Linked DNA regions of Homo sapiens: region 1 is linked to region 2. The links are chromatin loops, found by intact Hi-C in ENCODE. Cell type or tissue: HepG2. All regions are shown on one strand. Links, peaks and the distances in the headings refer to the core of each region. The heading gives the core; the rest is flanking DNA.

The links. A loop is a pair of places that touch in the nucleus more often than their neighbours do. Peaks named below come from ENCODE experiments on the same cell type or tissue, not always from the same donor. Only the 100,000 strongest peaks of a DNase experiment are listed, where the experiment ranks them.
Region 1: it touches region 2 in a loop (6-fold over the local background); 5 of 110 quality-filtered maps call a loop at or near these places.

The regions. Positions count from the first base shown.
Region 1 is chr21:41,472,786-41,481,107 of GRCh38, forward strand. TMPRSS2 (transmembrane serine protease 2) reads right to left here. Exons shown (of 14, transcript NM_005656.4): 6 at 7,691-7,817; 7 at 6,387-6,497; 8 at 3,792-3,835; 9 at 540-711. Among named protein-coding and RNA genes, the nearest start is that of TMPRSS2, 31 kb to the right of the region's middle. RefSeq lists enhancers at 6,942-7,442, 7,443-7,943. In HepG2, for the core only: a CTCF peak has its summit at 3,415 (motif pointing right); a DNase peak (open chromatin) is centred at 3,416.
Region 2 is chr21:41,606,153-41,614,474 of GRCh38, forward strand. No RefSeq gene overlaps it. Among named protein-coding and RNA genes, the nearest start is that of PCSEAT, 30 kb to the left of the region's middle. RefSeq lists enhancers at 1-34, 4,317-4,611, 6,453-7,116. In HepG2, for the core only: CTCF peaks have their summits at 4,405 (motif pointing right), 6,214 (motif pointing right) and 6,672 (motif pointing right); DNase peaks (open chromatin) are centred at 4,429 and 6,209; H3K27me3 peaks cover 2,231 bases.

The sequences.
Region 1 (8,322 bases), core at 236-8,235, 130 kb before region 2:
GCATGTGACCAAAAGCACTATGTGTTTAAGGAAAAGGGGAGGGGGTGGTAGCGTCCATAAATGCTAATACTGTCACGGCTAGCCTCACCCCTACCTAACCCTCTGCATGAGCAATGCTGTGGCCAAGAACGCTTAACCCCAGGGACCTTCCAGCAGGGCAGCCTGAAGCCTGTCTGAGTGTGCCCTCTCCTGGGACTAGCGTCCCGGAGACAGGATACCTCAGGGGGCAGGGGCTTTGCTCAAGGGCAGGACAGAGCTCAGAGGACAGTGGCTGGAAGGAACGCTGGTCACGGCGACATCGTGGAGAATGTTCCACCTGCACCCTGTGCCCTGCGTGCAGGGGACACTCAGTGCATACAGCCATGCACTGCCTGGCATGAGCGCACTTGATGTCTCACAGCCCTAGGAAGCAGGTGCAATACTCTCCCCATTTAAACACAAGGATGCCGGGGCTGCAAGGGTTGAGACCTGCTCAAGGTCACAGGGTGGCTGTAGGCCAGCCCTGAGCCCCCACCCGGCCCGCGCCGCCCCTGGCATACTTTTCCACGCAGTGGGCGGCTGTCACGATCCACTCGGGGGTGATGATGGAGCCTCCGCACACGTGGACGTTCTGGACGTGCAGGCTGACCTGCCAGGGCCAGGCCCCCGGGAGCGCGCTCTCGCCGCCCACAATCCTGCTCTGGCGGCTTGAGTTCAAGTTGACCCCGCAGGCTGAGGATGACAAACAGGAGGCCAGTGGGGTGAGACCAGCAGAAGCCGCCCAGCCACCCAGCGCCCGCCCCTCCCAAGGGTCTCCCAGGCTGCAAGGACAGGGCAGGGGCACCACTGCTGGGGATGGACTTAGGGGGCTCCTGGGGGTCTCCTCTTGGGGAAGGGAGGATGCCCCTCCAGCCCACCCAGACCCAGGAAGCACCACTTCCCTGAACACTCCTGTGATCCCATGGGGTCTCCCGGGACCCAGGTGGGGGTGTTCTGGATAACAAGGCCCTGGGGACTCCTTGAGTCTTGGAGGGACTGACACCACTCAGGGACCCCAGATTCTCACACAAAGAAAAGGAAGATGGGAGGGGCAGGGCTGGAAGTGAGTGAGGGGGTGAGGAGACGAGGAGGTGAGTGAGAAGGTGAAGGGGTGAGTGAGGGAGTGAGTGAGGAGTGAGGAGGTGAGGGGGTGAGTGGGTAATTGAAAGGATGAGGGAGTAATTGAGGGGGTGAGGGGGTAATTGAGGGGGTGAGGGGATAAGTGAGGAGGTGAGGGGGTGAGTGAGGAGGTGAGAGGGGTGAGGGGGTGAGTGGGGGGTGAGGGGGTGAGTGTGGGGTGAGGGGGTGAGTGGGGGGTGAGGGGGTGAGTGGGGGGTGAGGAGGTAAGTGAGGAAGTAAGGGGGTGAGTGAGGGGGTGAGTGAAAAGGTGAGGGGGTGATTGACGAGGTGGGGGGGTGATTGACGAAGTGAGGGGGTAAGTGAGGGGATGAGCAAGGAGGTGAAAGGGTGAGTGAGGGGGTGAGGGCATGAGTGAGGAGGTGAGGGGGTGAGTGAGGAGGTGAGGGGGTGAGTGAGGAGGTGAGGGGGTGAGTGAGGGGGTGAGGGGGTGAGGGAGTGAGTGAGGGGGTGGGTGAGGAGGTGAGGGGGTGAGTGAGGAGGTGAGGGGGTGAGTGAGGGGGTGAGGGGGTGAGGGAGTGAGTGAGGGGGTGGGTGAGGAGGTGAGGGGGTGAGTGAGGAGGTGAGGGGGTGAGTGAGGAGGTGAGGGGGTGAGTGAGGAGGTGAGGGGATGAGTGAGGGGGTGAGGGGGTGAGGGGTGAGTGAGGGGGCGAGGGGGTGAGTGAGGGGGCGAGGGGGTGAGGGGTGAGTGAGGGGGTGAGGGGGTGAGGGGTGAGTGAGGGGGCGAGGGGGTGAGTGAGGAGGTGAGCGGGTGAGTGAGGAGGTGAGGGGGTGAGTGAGGAGATGAGGGGGTGAGTGAGGGGGTGAGGGGGTGAGTGAGGGGGTGAGGGAGTGAGTGAGGGGGTGGGTGAGGGGTGGGTGAGGTGGTGAGTGAGGGGGTGAAGGGGTGAGTGAGGGGGTGAGTGAGGGGGTGAAGGGGTGAGTGAGGGGGTGAGGGGGTGGGTGAGGGGTGGGTGAGGGGGTGAGTGAGGGGGTGAGGGGGTGAGTGAGGGGATGAGGGAGTGAGTGAGGGGGTGGGTGAGGGGTGGGTGAGGTGGTGAGTGAGGGGGTGAGGGGTGAGTGAGGGGGGTGAGGGGTAAGGAGGTGAGGGGGTGGGTGAGGGGTGGGTGAGGTGGTGGGTGAGGGGGTGAAGGGGTGAGTGAGGGGGTGAGTGAGGGGATGAGGGAGTAATTCAGAGGGTGAAGGGGTGAGTGAGGGAGTGAAGGCATGATTGAGGGGGTGAAGGGGTGAGTGAGGGGGTGACTGAGGGGTGAAGGTGTGAGTGAGGAGGTGAGTGAGGGGGTGAAGGCATGAGTGAGGGGGTGAATGGGTGAGAGAGGGGGTGAGTGAGGGGTGAAGGGATGAGTGAGGGGGTAAGTAAGGGGTTGAGGGGGTGAGGGGGTGAGTGAGGAGGTGAAGGTGTGAGTGAGGGCGTGAGGGGGTGAGGGAGTGAGGGATTAGTGAGGGGGTGAGGGGTTGAGTGAGGAGGTGAGCAGGTGGGTGAGTGGATGAAGGGGTGAGTGAGGGGGTGCAGGGGTGAGTGAGGGGGTGAGGGGTGAATGAGGGGTTGAGTAGGGGGTGAGTGAGGAGGTGAGGTGGTGAGTGAGGGGGTGAAGGGTGAGTGAGGGGGTGAGGAGGTGAGTGAGGAGGTGACGGGGTGGGGTGAGGGAGGGATGAGGGGGAGAGTGAGGAGGTGAGGAGGTGAGTGAGGGTTGAGGGAGTGAGGAGGTGAGTGAGGGTTGAGGGAGTGAGGGGGTGAGTGAGGGGGCGAGGGGGTGGGTGGTGAATGAGAGGTTGAGGGGGTGAGTAGGGGGTGAGTGAGGGGGTGAGGGGTGAGTGAGGTCTGCTGCCTTCCCTGCTTCCTGTGTGTGAGTGTCTTCTCCACCAGGAGATGAGTGCATGGGCAGAGGGCAGGGCGGGTGCCACGCACCCTTGGGGCTGTGCTGGACCCCCACTCAGGACCTAAAGAAGACCTGAGCCAGCCCTGCCGGGATGGGACGGTGTCAGCTCCTTCCACCTCTTCAAATGAAAAGCTGAGCTCAGGACCACGGCCCCACGACAGCACTGGGCCATCCCAGAGGAGAGGGACGGTGGCTTCCACATTTGCAAACAGTTTGGAAACTGTAAGCACTCTAAACACAGAGATGGGGACACCCAAGTCTAAGCCACCGTCCAAAATTCAGGAGAGAAGAGGCAAGAGCACTGTTGTTCTCTGGTCTTGTCCCTCCTCCCGGGTCCCACTGGCTGATGAGCACCTGGTGGCCACACGGTGGTGCTGGACCACAGCCCCGCAGATGCTCCAAGTCCACGTTAGGTGGCTGCCAGGGCTCACTAACGCCACCCCCCTTTGCTTTCTGGAGAAAGAGACCTGCCGGGCCTCCAGCTCATGGGTGGCATAAAGTGTAGGGCTTTGTCAGCTTCTTGAGCGTGCCTGATCTCAGGGGGTGTCCCTTGGACCCAAGGCTGAAGGTGTCTACAGGCCATGGAAATCTAAACCAGGAGCTCCTTGGAAAGAGCGAGACGCCGCTGGGCACATTCCAACCCGTGACCCCACCTTCTTCCCTCCCACGCCCCCAGAGACACAGGGAGTACTGTTCTGAAAGTAGAGAGCTTTTCCTAGTTAGAAGTATCAAAAGGGGGACTCCAGATGAACTTACCTATACAGCGTAAAGAAACCACTGCTTTTGAAGAACAGGCATCACTGCAAAAAGAACAGGGGAAATTCTGGTCACGATAGTGCGGAGTCACCTGCCTCTCACATGCTTAGAAATCAGTCATTTCTTCCGATGTTCCCTCTCCTGTCTTCTGAGACATAGAAGGGTCTGCTAGTTACAACTCCAATAAGGTAAGTAAATCCATATAGGGACAGTGGCAAAGACCAGACACTGAGCCAAGGTACGCGGCTCACATCCCCACAGTGTGACCTTGGGCAAGTTACTTAACCTCTCTTAAAATTGTACCAGCTCCTAGGACGGTTGTGAGGGTAAGTATACAATAATGCTAGTTTTGTTTTTCCTCTTGGAATTTAAAATCATCTTCTAATTTTTAAGGAAGCCATTTGGAAACCTCTGGGCTCCTATAACTGCTTTAAATTTGTAGTGTTGAAAGCAATATAACCAATAGTTTCCCTAGGATTAGAAGAAACGTAAGAGTTACTCATTTGGGAGTCAAACATCCCAGGTTATGGATGAAGAGGAAGTAACTGATGCATTTTGTCCTGCAGTGAATTTCCCAGGCTATGCTGAGAAGGGAAGACGCGGCCCCTGGCATGCAGAGCTGGCCCGCCCTGATAGCTGGGCCGTGTGCTCTGCGGAACCTGAATTATTTCACTGAGCGTCAATATCGGACTAGGCCCCTCCATGCCTGAGATGGGGCAAGACACAAGGAGCCTCCTCCGAAATGATGTCTGAACAGACAGAACAGGAACCTTGTGCTCACAACCACAAAATCACGATCTGATGTCTCCTCCTGTCCTGGCTAACTTGAGCGACGGACGTTTCTTTACCAATCACAGCTTTAGCCTAGCCTCATTCCAACCTCCTCCTAGAAAAAAAATAATAAAGCAGCCTCACAGAATTACCCCTGCTTCCTGACAGCATCCAATCCAGAGCAAATCTCTGCTTCCTCCAACCACCCCCAAACCACCTTGCAGGAGCCCAGGCCCTACAATAATAGGTCCTTCCTGACACCTTCTTACTAAGGCACACCCCCCGGGTTCTCAGTGACTACAGGTGCATTCCAGGTGGACTCTGGCTCTGGGGCACTGACACGGCCAAGTGAAGACATGTCCCCTTTAAGAGAAGACATTTCCTAAGAATCCTAAGGTCGGTAGGGATAGCCCTGTGTGGTCACAGCGCCAGGGCACATGTGGTTATTCACAGAAGCCCGACAGAAAACAAGCCAAGAACTCAGGCATCAAAGGGCAACTGCTGCACAGAAAGAGGAAAAGAAGTGCGCCTCCCCCCACCACCACCACCGAGATAGAATAGAGCCTACCAGACAATGGCCTTCTCTTCTTTCTTCCAAGCCCTCCAGCCTCCTTGTGAGTTCCCAAGGCTCTTGCCAAGGGACGGCAGCACCTCCTCCCCTCCCCCCGTCCCTGCCCGGCTGGACTTGGCTCCCTGATTCCGTGTGTAACCCAGAAAGACAAAGAACCACTCAGCATTTACAAAGTGCCCAGGCAGCTGTGTTTAGCTTCTCCACAGGGACAAACCGCAGCCCTGCTGTTTTGATGGGTGCACCTGGCCGTGCACAGCCCTCCCCACTGGGCTTGCCCTGCCACATTCCCCAGGACAGCAGGCTGCAGTGGAAGTCAGGCCCCCAGACCCCTCCACCAGCGGCCTCCAGGAATGCAAACCTGCCCCAGGCTCCCACTCAGAGGAAAGGTGGCGCGGGGTGATTAGTTCATCCTCCCCCGAAATGCAGCACCTGGCACCTGGCAGGCAGGGAGGTGATGCCTAGACACCAGGCATAAGCCCTGGGGACCTGGGAGGCAAGGAGAGCTCATGGGCAAAGGACACTGTGTATCTTTCACATCAGAAAACACATAACAGCAACAATCATAGCAAGTCTGCAAACATCCTAAATATGTGCAAAGCAAAAGGAAGAGCCTAAGTCCATCCCCTCTTCTGCCCTCCCAGCCAGGTCAGCCACTCATCATGTGACCTGTGGCTTGTACCCACTTCTACCCCCTGGAAACACCACAACTCATTCCCAGGCCGCCAGAATGCTGCCCATCCCTCACAGAGCACCCTCTGGCACTGCTGTCCCGGGGTTGGGGCTAACGGGACCAGCCAGCCCAGCTGCCTGGAATGGAGCAGGACTTCCCTTGCTCAAGCCAGTGAAGTCCCTGGCAAACTGGAATGAGCCGGTCACCCTGGCTGGGACACTGAGACATTATCTTGGATTCCTAGAACCACGCCCTGACAAAATAGGTACACCTCTAAATGTCTGAAGAGGAAAGAAAACTAAATAGAGTTGAATGTCGATGTTGCAAGTGTGAGCCGCTACCAACAAGGGCAGACGGTAGAGGCTGAAAATGAAATAGCAGAGAAACCTCAGCCACTTCCTATGAATAAACCAAGGGCTGCTTAGAGTAACCAGGCCTGGTCAGACTCTAATCTCCTCCCAATGCAAAACCCATCCAGACCGAGTATTGCAGCTCAGAGAAATCAGACTCAGGACAACGATTCCCCATGGTGTCTCCTAGTTGATTTCATTCCAAAATTTTTCAAGAAGAAATTGCTGCATACCTGTGGTACAGTTTTTTATAGATATCGACATTGCCGGCACTTGTGTTCAGTTTCATAAAGCTGGTGGATCCGCTGTCATCCACTATTCCTTGGCTAGAGTAAAAATTATTCCTAAAAAAGAAAACCTTATTTGTGATAATGGTTAAGGCATAAGCAAACACAAATCCTATACTATGTCATAATACCGCTCATACGACATTCAGAATAAGAGGGAAAAACCTTAGCATTTAGGAAAAAAAATCACACGTTCTAACCAAGTGCTAGAATATTGTAACGATTTTTCGATTCAATAACCCTAAAGTGTCAGACAAAATTCCTTCATTGGTCGTGTTTCTTATCCAGGTTAGGATCAAGAAACTATGAGAAGGACATAGGATTGTATAATCATACACACATTTAATCTAATAAAAGGTACAGATGTTAACATGGCCCCAGTTATCAATTCCACCAGGTTCCTGGACTGTGATGGGGGGGCTTTGCTGTGTAATTCACCCCTGCTGTTTAGGGATGTCACAGTGACTAGCTAAGATGCCAACTTTCTCACCGAGTGGTAATTCATTCTGAAAACTGGCATATTGAATACCCTAAAGTTGCATAGAAATCACCTGGGGACCCTCCCATGGAAAACAAAGTGGCAGTAGCATCCTACCACCCTCTCCCCCGATGCCTGAGGGCTGCCGCATCTCCCCAGGCAGTGCTGGTAAATGGTAACCACCGCCCCACCCCCGTTAGGAATCACTGTCAGGCGACACACACCCTGTTAAGCCTTCCCACCTTCCCTCAGAGCTACGAGCAGGAATGACATTTTTTAAGTATCAGTCTGATTGATTGATTCTCTCCCCAGCTCAAAAGGCTTCCATGGCTCCCGAATGAAGTGAAACTGGCACAGGATTTGTCTCTGCTGCTCTCCCCAGCCCAACCCTCCTCGCCAGCTGTTCTGGTCCAACCTCTACCCAGGGAGGTGAATGGACCCTGGCTGAGAGGCACCTTGGAAAAAGAGGCACCTAACGCCCTCAGCCTACCCCTCTGACCAGATGACCACAGCACTGGGCACTCCCGAGCAACCAGGAGTCTATAGAGGCCAAGGAGGAGGCAGGGCAAGGTGGCAGTGAGCCAAGGTCTGTGTGCTGGGCACAGCCCTAGCAGGACAAATTCCACCTGCTGGTTATAGGGCTCAGCTTTTGGAAGGTGACAATTGTCCCCAGCACTCATGTGCCGGTGCTTTCACAGGGAGGCAGAGAGAGGGTCTTCTCGTGTTTCTGCTGTCTGTTACTGTCACTCGGCGGGTGCTGCCCCATACTCACTTATAGCCCATGTCCCTGCAGGCCGCCCGCCCGTAGTTCTCGTTCCAGTCGTCTTGGCACACAGGGTGCCAGGACTTCCTCTGAGATGAGTACACCTGAAGGATGAAGTTTGGTCCGTAGAGGCGAACTGCACGAGAGGGAGGATTATCCATGAGTTTCTTTCTTTTTTTTTCTTTTTTTTGAGACGGAGTCTCGCTCTGTCACCTAGGCTGAAGTGCAGTGGTCTGATCTCCACTCACTGCAGCCTCCGCCTCCCAGGTTCAAGTGATTCTCCTGCCTCAGCCTCCCGAGTAGCTGGGATTACAGGCGTCCACCACCCCGTCCAGTTAATTTTTCTGTTTTATTAGAGATGGGGTTTCACCATGTTGGCCAGGCTGGTCTTGAACTCCTGACCTCAGGTGATCCCCCTGCCTCGGTCTCCCAAAGTGTTGGAATTACAGGCGTGAGCCATTGCACCTGGCCTTGTCCCAACTTGTATCGTCCTAGCTGCTACCCAAGCCCCGCGCTCTCCACGGCTCCGGAGGTGGCAGCACAGTTCACTCTTCTCAAGGCACTGACCGCACACAAAGGGAGGCCACAAATCTATTCTTTTTCTGCTAAAAAGTGCTCTCTACACAAGAGAATTGAAAACA
Region 2 (8,322 bases), core at 252-8,251:
TCCAAGTCCTAAGCCCCGGTATCTTGGAGGTGACCTTATTTGGGAGCAGGGCCTTTACAGATGGAATCAAGGTGAGGTGAGGTCAGACCTGAGTAGGGTGGGCGCTAAGTCCAAAGACTCCGGAGAAGCGACAGACACAGAGACAGGAGAAAGGCACGTGAAGGTGGAGGCAGAGACTGCAGTGAGGCAGCCCACGAGCCAGGGATTACAGGCGTGAGCCACCGCGCCCCGCTGAGAACTGCTTTTTAAACAGCCAACTGGGGCCAGACGTGGTGGATCATGCCTGTAATCCCAGCACTTTGGGAGGCCAAGACCGGCAGATCACCTAAGGTCAGGAGTTTGAGACCAGCCTGGCCAAGATGGTGAAACCCCGTCTCTACTAAAAATACAAAAATTAGCCAGGCGTGGTGGTGGGCACCTGTAATCCCAGCTGCTAGGGAGGCTGAGGCAGGAGAATCGCTTGAACCCCAGAGGCGGTTGTTGCAGCCAGCTGAGACTGTGCCGTTGCACTCCAGCCTAGGTGACAAAGCAAGACTCAGTCTCAAAAAATAAATAAATAAAGATAAAGTAAAATTAAAAAGCCTACTGGCCCTTTCTGTTCCCAGGAGTCCTTCCCTTTTACCCTGCCAGTACTGTACTTGCTGCCAACATCCTGTGGAACGTGGTGACATTAGCAAAAGAAGAGAGATGGGGCACACCCTGCACTAGTCGGCTCACCAGGCCTGCAGGAGACCCAGGTCCTTCCTCATCTGCACCCCTGTAGTTCCTCCCAACACACCGAGATGGGTTGTGGAGGGACCATGGGTCCAGCAAGGCTGAAGAGCGGCCTTGGCAAGTACCTTTGTTCTTCCAGGACACAGGAAAACAGGCTAGAATAGGACTGTGTAAGAGACCCTTTTTGCAAACAGCAACATTGACAAAGGTAGGGCAGTCCTGCCTGTCCTATTTTGCCTTTTCTCAAACATAAGGATTCCCTGTTGTCATGGATCAAATAGTGTTCCCCTAAATTTCGTGTCCACCCAGAACCTCATAATGTGACCGTTTTGGAAATGGGGTCTACGCAGATGCAGTTGTTTAAAGTCCTGGAGAGGAGATCATCCTGGAATACCCACATGGGCCTTGAATCCAAAGACTGGTGTTCTCATAAGAAGAGAGGACACAGCGAGACAGACAGCCATGTGAGGAGGCAGGCAGAGACGGGAAGGCTGCAACCACACACCAAGAATGCTGGGGACTGCCAGCTACCACCACCAGCGGGGAGAGAGGCTAGGGGTGGTCTCTCCCTCGGAGCTCTGAGAAGGCACCAACCCTGCCAACACCCTGATTTTAGGATTTTGGCCTCTAGAATGATGAGATACTAGTTGTTAATTGTTGTTTGAAGCTATAACGTGTTTGATATTCTGCCATGGCAGTCCTAGGGGCCTAACACACTTTGGCATTCTGTCTGGCAGGAGATCCCAGTCACCCCCTACTTTTAAAGCCCTGTGATCATAGGGTGTCAGAGGAGCAGCGTGTCTTGGAGAACTGCTAGTCCAGAGTCCCTGTCCTGTGTTCCATGACACCCAATGTCCCTTAAGAGGGAAAGAGGTTGGCTCATGCCTGTAATCCCAGCACTTTGGGAGGCCAAGACAAGCAGATCACAAGGTCAGGAGACCGAGACTATCCCGGCTAACATGGTGAAATCCCATCTGTACTAAAAATACAAAAAAAAAAAAAAAAATAGCTGAGCATGGTGGCAGGCGCCTGTAGTCCCAGCTACTTGGGAGGCTGAGTCAGGAGAATGGCGTGAACCCAGGAGGTGGAGCTTGCAGTGAGCCGAGATCATGTCACTGCACTCCAGCCTGGTGACAGAGCGAGACTCCGTCTCAAAAAAAAAAAAAAAAATGGGAAGAGGTGCCCCGTGAGAAAACATTCCAGGTTCAGTAAGGTGGGGACCACCTCGTATCAGCTCTCTGCTGTAGGGAAATTTATACCAGCACATCACAGGGTCTGAGACGTCCTTGAGGAAGTGAAAACACCAAAGCCAGAGGTTTTCAGGACAGAGTTCCAACATAGGATCTTTTCTTTAACGCCCACTAATGTACCAAAGACAAAGAGCCATGAGCGTATCTAGGGAGAACCGAGCGTGTCCGTCCGTGCTCGCACTGCTATAAAGAAATACCTGAGACTGGATAGTTTATAAAGAAAAGAGGTTTCATGGGCTCACGGTTCCACAGGCTGTACGGGAAGCATGGCAGCCTCTGCTCAGCTTCTGCGGAGGCCTCAGGAAACTGACAATCATGGCAGAAGGCAAAGGGGACCCTGTACGTCACATGACAGGGAAGGAGAAAGAGAGAGCAGGGGCAGGTGCCACACCCTTTTAAACAACCAGATCTCAGGAGAACTCTGTCACGAGAGCAGCACTTGGGGATGTTGCTAACCCTTTCATGGGAAACCACCCTCTCGATCCAATCACCTCCCACCAGGCCCCACCTCCAACACTGGGATTACAATTCAACATGAGATTTGGGCAGGACACAGATCCAAACCATATCACTGAGCTAGTCCAACATGCTCAATGACTGATGTTGAAACCAGCCAGGCAGAAGCAACTCACTCTAAGTCCCACCGTGGGTTCTAGAACTCTGGTCTCTCGATGCTGGTCCACACTGTAATATACTGGGAAAAAAAGGAACACTGGGATGAATATCTGGAAGATCTGAGTTAAAGTCATTTATTCCTTTTTTCAGCACAAAGGTGAGCTTCATGCAATGGTATAGGATTTAAATATGGGGAGAAGGATATGATGGTAAATTTCATGGCCGTTTCTATCCAGAACTATTTTTCTGGGCACCTGTTATTCCTTGGTGGAGTGGTTGTCTTTCTAGGTCAGGAAGAGAGAACGTGGCCCAGCCAGGCCCAGAGCATGGCTGTGCTGCCAGATCCTGGGCCACGAGCCTCTTGTGGCACCTTGTATGTGAGACGTGGCTGGTCTGATGGAAATGTGCCTTCGGTGTGAGGTGCACACTGGCTTCTAAAGGCTTAGTGCAGAACAAAGGCCGTCAAATGTCTCATTAATAGTTTCTATATTGTTACATGTTGAGATCATGATATTTTGGATATATACGGTTAAATAAAATACATCATTCAAGTTAATTTTACTCGTTTCTTTTTACTTTTTTTTTTAGATGGAGTCTCACTCTGTCTCTCAGGCTGGAGTGCAGTGGTGCAATCTCAGCTCACTGCAACAACCTCTACCTCCCAGGTTCAAATGATTTTCCCACCTCTGCCTCCCAAGTAGCTGGTATTACAGGCGCGCACCACCACGCCCAGCTAATTTTTGTATTTTTAGGCAAGACTGGATTTCACCATGTTGGCCAGGCTGATCTCGAACTCCTGACCTCAAATGATCCACCGGCCTCGGCCTCCCAAAGTGCTGGGATTATAGGTGTGAGACACCGCACCTGGCCTCTTTTTACTTTTTTTAAAGGTGGCTCCTAGGAAGTGCAGCACTGCCGCCGTAGCTGCTGTCTGTGGCCCCAACATGTTTTTGTCAGGCAGTGCTGTTGCCTGGGTTCAGGTTTCCTAACAGGCTTGACAAGGTAGGAAGGAGGGGACTCACCTTGGCACCCTTCAAGGACCCCACACAGAAGAAAGATTTCACCTTGCCCGGCCTGGAAGACTTAAGGTGCACGTTCCCAAAGAGGCTTCTTCATGGTGTTCACATTTGGGTACCAGGCCTAGAATGGGGCCACTCTAAGAGAGGCAGTTAATTAATGTGTCTCCAGTTAAGATGGCCTGGAAGGGAGGGGGCAGGCAAGAAACAAAATTCCCATTCCTCTTCTCTCTCCACTCAGATACAGCATGTGAAACAGGTGTGGTCCATATCAGATGCAGTACACTGGGCAGGGTCTAACAGGATAAGAGTTTCACGCAGGACACGACAGCATTCATGGCCCACAAAAGCTTTGGGTTGACGACCGTTGGGGAACAAATCTCGTTAATCTTCCAGTCTCCTGCAACTGGTAGAAGCAGATCTGTGTGCTGCACTTGGTGGGCGGAAGGCTGTCGAGCCATTGAAGGAGAAGGACTGTCTTCAGGCTGTTGAGGCCCCTGTCTGGCCTCGTGCAGCATGGAGGGTGTAGTAACGGGTCCCCAAATGCCTGCCGATAGGAGGCAGTTTGTCAGGTGTTTCATATGCTAGAACAAGCTCTGCTTATTGCCTGTGCAATCGCACTTACTGCCCTAAAGACCTGGGAATAAGTTGAAGAGCCTCTTGCGATTGCAATCTAACCTTCTTTTATGGAGTAAGACATTTTCTTGAGCTGTTAAAGATTTAGGTGTACAGCCCTGTCCAGCCAACGCCGGCTGCTAGGAAGCAGGGCAGTGAGAGCAGAAAGGGGAGACATAGCACTTTCAGCCAGCAGGGGACAGTGTGGTACACGTCTACGTGTCCAGTCCCCTAGGTCCTCGGTCCCCTAGCAGATAGAAGGTCCAGACCAACCGCCACAGTTGTGTATTGAGAAAGTCTGGGGGGTGCTTGGGGAGTTTGATTGTTACTTTCTTAGAGGCGATTGTCAATGGTAGAAGGAACACAAGGACTTCAGGTGATTTAAATCCTCTGCTTTCTAAAAAGGATTGATTCCCTGTTTCATGGTCCAAATTACAGGAATGCGCTGAGAACTCCTCATGGGAGGATGTTAACAGTCTTGTGCAATATAAAGGGTCATTAGAAAGTAAAAAAGGAGGCCGGGCGCGGTGGCTCACGCCTTTAATCCCAGCACTTTGGGAGGCCGAGGCGGCTGGATCAGGAGGTCAGGAGTTCGAGACCAGTCTGGCCAACAAAGTAAACCTGGTCTCTATTAAACATACAAAAAAATTGGCTGAGTGTGCTGGTGTGCGCCTGTAATCCCAGCTACTTGGGAGGCTGAGGCTGAAGAATCACTTGAACCCGGGAGGGGGAGGTTGCGGTGAGCCGAGATCGCGCCATTGCACTGCAGCCTGGGCAACAAGAGCGAAACTCCGTCTCAAAAAGAAAAAAAGAAAGAAAAAGAAAAGAAAGTAAAAAAGGAGAGATAACAGGATGGGGGCAGTAAGCCAGGAGCAAAGAGAAAAAATGAGAATGGGGTTCATGAGTTAAGGAGGGAATTAAGGTGCATGCAATAAATTATAAATTATACAAAAGTAAGTTGTTGTAGGTGAGCCACCTCAAGAAGAAAGGTCTTAAGTGTAATTCCAGGTCGTGAGAGCTGGACAGTCCCTGTTAGCTTTGCCAGGATGGATGTCTGCTGGGACATCTCAGAAACTTCTCCGAGGCCTGTCTGTTTACTTTTGTTTATATTTGTCTAATTATCTTTGTTTAGTGAGTATTACAAAAGCATGACTTACAAGACAATGTCTTCCCTCCTCTCCCAGGGAATCCGCCCTTGCAGCGTTTGTGGGTAGCCAAGGCTCAGCTGACCACTGCAGACAGCCTCCACCTCCCATACAGAACATACTCCTGAGCAAACAGGTGCAACCACTGAAGCCCACACCACATCCAGAGAGTTGTTTAAAAAGAGAAGACTCAGAATTCTCACTCACCTTTTAGATGCCATTCTCTCAGATACAGCAGCTTCATCCCTTTCTTTCCTTCTGGGCTTCCCCTTCTGAACAGCCTCCTGTGCTGGTGTTGAAGCCCAAGGAGCGACCTCTCGAGGGTGCTCAATGGGTGTCCTTCTGCCTCAGGATTCCACTTGTGCCTTAAGTGTATACGACGGTGTGTTTTATTGCACTGTGTTTTATATCACCTTAATTTTTCAATCACATCTGGAGGCACTCTGCGTCCTGTGCAAAGGGGGTTGGGAGTCTCAGTGTAAGGCGGAAGGTGCAATGGCCACAGGCAAGATGGAGGCCCTGGGCATGGCACCTTCTCTCCAGCTTTGGCAACAAGTGCCAGTTCCTCAAGACTGTGAGGTGCAGCCCAGCAGCTGGGGCTCCATCACATCAGTTACACATGGCAGCTGGGGCTCCACCACATACATGTTATGCATGGCAGTGGGGGCTCTGCCACCACATATTATGCGTGGACTGGTCTGGTTCTCTGCATTGTGAAGATGCACCGACATGCACTCATGACCGCTCACATCAACCGGAAGGTAAGTGTCTCTCTGTGATTCCTGTTTGCTAGAAACCAGCATATCCTGAGTGCAGGACAAACACCTGGGCTCAGAACTGAAGCTTCCAGAGGAGGGAGCTCTCTCCCCCGTCTTGACTGGTGTAGCCACACCTGCCACATCTGCCTAAGAAGGAGGTCATGCAGTCTGCTGTGGACATCCAGAAACACAGATCCTGAAGACAAGGCAACGCCCCTTCTCAGGGAATAAAGGGGGCAGGCGGTAGAACTCCCGACGCCCACCTCTCATCCCATTTAGACATGTGCTCAGTATCCTTAGGTATTCCTGAGGGTGACATGAACTGTTCTCTGCCTTTGTCTGGGGCATTGCAACAATAAAAGAGGCATTTTCTTTTCTTTTCTTAGCAAAACTGGCCCCTGCCAAATGCCTTGAGTTCAGTTGTTCAAATCCCTGCCTTCCTGAAGTGCTGAAGGGGCTGAGTGTGAGCAAAGCAAGGATTGGAGGTCGAGCTCTCTAGGGCTGCGGACATTTGGGAGAATATTTGGGTGGGAAGAATGAACAGCGTCACTCAGAACTAACGGCAGGGGGCAGTGTGGCTCCACAGTCCATCACAGGGCACCCCCCCGCCCCACCGACCCCGACAGTGCCCACAGCCCCTGCCATCCAACCAGGGCTGGGCCTCAGCCTGGGGGACAGCTTCTGTGTAGTTTGGTTCAGAATGTGTCCTCATAAGAAAGGCGGCACCTCCCAGATTCCTTCCCTGCCCTCTGCCGGGAAGTCTTACTGCCAAAACACCCAGGAATGTGTGTCTGCCTCCAGCAACTTTAGCTGCAGGGGCTGGACCTGGCTTTGATGCTGCGGCAGCTGATGGGATCCTGGAGCACAGTGTGGGAAGCTGGCTCCTTAGGCCTGGGAACAAGCCCAGGCAACCGGGCTGGGACTCGCTCTGCCTGGCTGCCTCTCCTACAGCGTGCGTGAACGGGAGGCCAGGATGGCCACAGGCCCCAGGAAACGCAGATCTCATGGGAAGAGGTTGCAGTTTCAGCTTCTGGCTGTGGATGCTCCGGGCAATTTCATGCATTTCCATGAGTTCAGAGAATGGAAGCTCCCCTGGCCCCTCCCTACCACTCTTTGTAAATCAGCTCGCTCCTTCTGTTCATTCATCCGCTCATTCATCCATTCCGCACACGTGCCTTATTGAATCCCTGCTATGACCAGGCACAGGGTTAGATACTCCATGGAGACCAGACCAGTCTTAGCCTCTGCACTGATGAACTCAACCCAGAAGACACACGAAAAGATAAGCCACGGTGTGACGGGCGGACGACAGAGCCTGCGCCGAGACACGGGCACTTCAGCTTGATATGTGGAGAGTGTCGGCTGCAAACCTCCCTGGTCTCTGCCGCCAGACGCATGCCAAGATGGCCTGATTACACTGGGGAAATTTCGAATGGGCCATTGAAATGCGTGGTGTGATTGTTGCCATGGATTTTACGGTCTGGTGGCCTGTTCCGTGCTGGTCAGGCTGACGTCTGTGCTTGGCACAGCATGGTGAGAGACAGGCAGGTGTGGTTGATGCCTCTGGGAGGGAGCACATAATCCAGGAAAGGGGGCAGTAAACCAGGCGATGGGAACTGCAACGGAGCAGAGGCCACGGGAGAAGCCCCAGCGGGGAGCACACCTGAGAGGGACAGTGGGAGGAGCGAGGCCTGAAACCGGAGGAGGAGCAGCAGAGCCCCCACAGAGGACAGCGGAAAGGAGACCTGAGTGGGGAAGAGCTCGGCTCCTTCCAGTCCCCCAGGGACCCAGGTTGGGGCAGAGGGGCCATCGGGCCTGTAACCTTGCAGTGCCATCATGGCCCTGGGTAGAGTTTGGGTCTTATTCTAGGAAGCGTGGGGGCTTGGAATGTCCTGGATGCCACCTGTTTCCTGTGTGGCAGGCAGAGTGAAGACCCCACCATTCCACCAAGATGCCTCCACCCTAGCCCTATTCGCCGTGAGTGCATCATATCACATGCAGAGGGGAGTTGGGGTTGCAGGTGGAACTGGATTGGTGAACACCACCCTTAACCTAAGGAGGAGATCCTGGGGGATCCCGCAGGCCCAGAGTCCTCACAGTGTTCTTAAAAGGGAACTAGCAGCCAGAAGTGTGGCAGTGAGGACCTGATCCAACGTCATTGGCTTTGAAGAGGGAGGAAGGGCCCATGGGCCTAGAAATGAGGACAGCC